Linked DNA regions of Homo sapiens: region 2 is linked to region 1. The links are chromatin loops, found by intact Hi-C in ENCODE. Cell type or tissue: CD4-positive, alpha-beta T cell. All regions are shown on one strand.

Region 1 (2,500 bases):
TATAGTAGATTAGGAAACATGCTGGATGATCTTAAGTAACTTGCCCAAGCTCACTTCTAGTAGGTAGCAGAGTTAGAGGTTGACCAGGGTTTCTCTGGTTCCAAAGCTTGGATTCTTAGCTGGTATGTTGTATGCATCCTTATACAAACAACATGCGATGGATTGTGATTAGCACCACAAGGGACTGCAAAGTGTAGGAGAAAGGAAGAGGCTGTTAGAGAGTATTACCTGGAGGAGGGCAGGATTTGAGCTGGACCTTGATGTATAGGTAGGACTTCTTGTGGAGATAAGTGAAAAGGCTTTCTGGGAGGAGGCATATGCAAGAATAGGGGATAAATACTTTTCTTTAGAGTTAAGTATAAGGTATATGTAGAGTAGTGGGGAATGCAAGAAGGAAGAAGATTGGGGCCAAATTATCAAGAGCTTTACAGTCCCCTAGTGTATTCAGTATGTATCAAAATGTCAGCACATTTAAAACTGGGGTACTCGGCTGTATACTGGCAAGAATGAGACATCCAGGACAAATATGGTACCTTTTCTTGGCATATCCATTTTATTAGATTATTTGAGAGATATAAAACTATTTGAAGGTTTCTAAATATGCACGTTAGGGAAAATGTACATATATTTTAATTTTTAAGGTAAAAGGCATTTTGAACTTTCAGAGTGTTTTGTTAATAAACTCTTGAAGTTGCAAATCTATATCCTGTCATTAGGAGGTGAGAGGCATTGTGGTTTTTGAAGATGGGGGTGACATGTCCTTTGTGTTTGAGAAAGCTAATTCTGGGTGGATGGCAATGAGGAGATAACAGAGATAAGGATATCAGTTAGGAAACTATTTAGAAGGAGAGGTCTTGAGAATTCTAATTATGGAGTGGCTATGAAAATGTTTAGATGAAATTTTATAAAATCGACTTTATTCTTAGCTTAGGAATCTGGCTATTTATATGAAGTTTAAGATATAAAAATTACCTTTAGCATTAAGCATACAGAATTTATAGAATGATTTAAATTAGTATAAGCCCTTGAAAAATCCAAGAAGAAACACACTATTTGTGATAGAGAATCTTCTTTATTTCAAATGTGCCTATTTCTTAATATAAAGATTAGTTTTTAAAAAAATATAATCGGGCTTATGTGATGATTTACAAAGTTGTCGACAGAAAAACAGTTGCAAATGTATTTGCCAGTTGTTTGACAAATAAAACCAAACAACTTTTGATATCCAAAGACAATATATTTGCCATAAAATGCTTATATAAAGCTTTTAGAATTCCATGTATAAAAAGGATAAGTGTTTCCAGATTAAACTAAAGTTATAAGTCAAGAGTCGAAGTCTCTCCGACCCCTTAGCTATGAATAACAATATTTCAGACTACTGGCATATTACTTGTTTCAATATTAACTCCTAAATTTCATTGTTGTGTGAATTTCAAGCTTAATCTATAGATGATGATTTCTAATGCCAAATCTAAAAGGTTTGTTCTGTTCTTTAGCTATCTAGATCTTTATATTAGTATACATTGGATATTCAGTCTTTCTTGACACTGTCTAATTCTACCTTCTGTAACTGTTTTCCTTGACTGGTTTCATTGTTGCTGATTTTAAGGGTGGTTCCCTCTTAAGTCTCTGTTCTCAGCCTCCTCTTCCTCTAGTCTAGCTGAACATTTCCTCCTCAGAGAACTTCATTACTAGGAAAGTTCTAAATTGGGGGTAGGGAACCCCAGGCCAATGATTGATTTGATTTTTGGCTTTATTTCCTTTGGCCCTTGGTGTGCTATAGCACAAGCATCATGGCTGCAGTCCCGAGAGTAATTTCCTTTCTACTAGGCTTTGTCAGCCATATCCTTTAAAGTGAAACAATTTCAGGATTAAGGCTAGGAGCAGTTGCAGAATGTTTAATAATGTCTATTCAGTGTTTTCATAAGATAGTGGTAACTCCCCTCCAGTACACACAGGCTGATTGGAGCCACAGAGCCTGGCAAGCGCAGTTTACTTGGACTAACATTCATCTCAGAGCCCAAGTACCTGTATCTGTCCAAGTGTTTCTTTTTGCGTATGGATTTGTTTTTTTGTGTGCTTATGGATCTTGACCTCTGTGTAACTTTTTTCTCTAGTCATTTTCATTTTCTCTACCTCTTTTTGATCTTCCTAAACTTGACATTATATGGAACTGAAACACCTCAAAAACTGTTTTGTTTAATTAAGTGCTGGGATTTTAATTTAAAAAATGCTTGAAATGAATATCTCATTTATGTGATTACAGAATACTAAACAGCCTTATCATAAGCAGCCTCATCAAAACCCCCTAGGGTAGTGAAAGTGATTTGTAGTTTCTTACAATATTCTCAATAAGTAAAAAGGCTTTTTAAACCCTTGTTTGAAGTTTTTGTCTCCTACTCAGCACACTGCAAGTTGCACAGGCCCATGTTTTCTATTACTGTCTTTTTTTTCTTTTTTAAAAAATCTGATGTTGGATAACTAGATAATCTTAATCCCC
Region 2 (2,500 bases), 120 kb after region 1:
AGCATTTACCTAGTGTCTCTAAAAATTACATGTAATTCTTGCATAATTAAAGAGAAGGAGCTCATGAGCAAAAGTGTATATTTCTCTTTGGTACAATTACTAATATCCGAACTCAAGTTCAGGGTGTTGCTTTAGGTATCCAAATATAGCATGTTGCAGGAATTTACTCCATGTTACAAAGACATGCCCTGCTGACCACTGTGCAAATGAGGAGCTCACATTCTGGCACTGTTCTAAACATAAACCTGTCTTGACTGTGCTGAGCAGCTGAGCATCTAAAGTCTCGTTCAGAAGTGACCCCAGGAAGTCTATAAAATCAACTGAGTTAGGATGAAATGTGAAAGGCCCGAAACTTACTCAACTTTTAGATTTGAAAAGTTATTATTTTCTTTCTTTTATATTAGTTTAAAAATTCTTATTTTTAAATCCCTGCAATACTGAACCTTAGGTTAATTCAGTTTTCCTGTGATAAATTATGTGTATCAGTGTAAAGAGAAACTGAGATTTTTTGTAACTTGTAACACTCAATTGAAATTGGATTTAAAAGTAGTCAATACTGGTGTACACCTGTGTTGTTTTAGAATATGGTATTTTATATAAACATTCCAATAACACAAATATTTTTCAAACTGCTAATAAGTTTTTAGCTTCTATCAACATTTCATATAGCCAACTTTAAATATATTTACTTTTATTAATAATGTTTAGTCTTTCTTCTTCCTGACCCCCTTGCCAAACCTTTTGGTAGATATAAAGATGTTTTCATGCTTTAAGAGAAGGCAGTATATGTTTGTAACACATACTGTTTGTAACAGTCTGTACTGTTTTTAACTCTACTCTCCTGTCTCAGGATATCAGAAGTTGATTTCCCTAAAATGCATTAATTTTCCCAAAGAAACTTTTATGCCAGTTGCTTTTAATTAAAAAAATTATTAACAAGCCAGTTGCTTTCTTAACATTAAGAATGACATTACTAATGTTTTTAAAATCATAAATTTAGGACATAGCAGTTTTAAAAAAGTAGTATGAAAGCTATTAAAAAATGAAAAGCAGAATACATGTAATGTGTATGCTTGTTATATCCAAGGTCTGCCACAGCTGATGGTGAATTCGGCTGTATCTTGAGGTTTGAGGTTTCCTCAGAACGCAGGAGATGGTTAAGAGTTGGCCTTTGAACTCAGTGGGCGTAGTTCTAAATCCTGTTTCCACTACTTACTTGGTCTGTGAATTTGAGCAAGTGGCTTAAACTCTGAGCTTCAGCTTCCTAATCTATAAACCAAGGATTATAATATTACATCTGATACCTACTTCATAGGGTTTTTGAGTTTTATGAGAGGATTCATGTAAAGCATGTAGCAGAGTTTCTGGAAATTGCCAAGTGCTCACAAAATGTTTGGTACTACTATTATTAACATGTCTCTACATACACAAAAATGCTTTATTATTAGAAGTTAGGTTTTCCCCCACAGTATTTAGGTGATTTCACAGATCATCTTTAAGATATTTTGGATAGTATATACTTATATTAAATATAACAAATGAAAAGTTATATGGTAGTACTTCACTAGGCTGTTTTGTATTTTTAGGCTTGTAACTTAATACAGGCATATGGCTAAGTGCTTTGGGTGCATTGGTTTTGTAAGATTGCCTTTTACACATGAAAGGAACAAGTAAATACATATATTTTAATCTTTTAAAGTTTATCTTTTATACTGATTTGTTTATATCAGGTTTGCTTAAAGCAAGGCACACAAATTCTCTTCCGATACCACTGTCGACCACACAACTTTAAATTGCTACCTCCACTATGTTATTTATAAGCCTCTTTGGTTCTGTTCTGGAGCCAAGGATTCACCAGTGCTGCTTTAAAGTGAGATATCAGGCAGACAGTATTATTTATCTTTCACACAATTATGGGATAGCAAATTGATAATTAAAAACAAAACAAAACAAGTTCTTTTATTTAAGGAAGACTAAAAGTCAGTTATACATTCAGCTAATACTTAAATGGCAACTTGGTGTGTTTTCTACAGTCCTTGTCTTATAGCAGCTTGCAGTATAGCAGGAACATAAGATATAAGCAAACAGTTACAAAGTAAGGCAGCCCATATGATGTGCCATTTTGTAGAAATAGTTAAGCAGTATAGAAATTCATGGGAGAAAGAGATTGCTTTCAGCTAGAGTATTTCATTCACTTAAACCTAGTTGTACAGCTGGGATGTACCTATGCATGACTCGTGTCTTTTTTGGAAGGCTGCTTCAGCTGGGTGGCCACAGCCAGTTGCTTTTCTTCTCTATTGGTGGCTATTTTCACCCCTTACAATCTCTTCATTCTCCCTGTGATTAGGACCCCACTGCTGTCAAAAAGCTTTCTGCTCTTAGGCACAGTTTTCATCCCTTTTTAAGTGCTGATCCAAAATAGTGACATGGTGGTGGGACCGAAAGTAGCAGACAGATGGGGAGAAGAAAGGGAAACTGGGTGCAGAATCAGGAACCTCAT

Evidence for each region. Hi-C counts contacts between places; a loop is a spot of excess contacts. Peaks named below come from ENCODE experiments on the same cell type or tissue, not always from the same donor. Only the 100,000 strongest peaks of a DNase experiment are listed, where the experiment ranks them.
Region 2: a loop joins it to region 1, with 2.3 times the contacts of the local background. A loop is called at or near these places in 35 of 110 quality-filtered maps.

Annotation. Positions count from the first base shown.
Region 1 is chr4:26,866,234-26,868,733 of GRCh38, forward strand. All of the region lies in intron 1 of STIM2 (stromal interaction molecule 2), which reads left to right. Among named protein-coding and RNA genes, the nearest start is that of STIM2, 6.6 kb to the left of the region's middle. In CD4-positive, alpha-beta T cell, no CTCF peak of the experiment used is centred here; no DNase peak of the experiment used is centred here.
Region 2 is chr4:26,984,872-26,987,371 of GRCh38, forward strand. The region is part of intron 3 of STIM2 (stromal interaction molecule 2); the gene reads left to right. Among named protein-coding and RNA genes, the nearest start is that of STIM2, 130 kb to the left of the region's middle. In CD4-positive, alpha-beta T cell, no CTCF peak of the experiment used is centred here; a DNase peak (open chromatin) is centred at 1,150.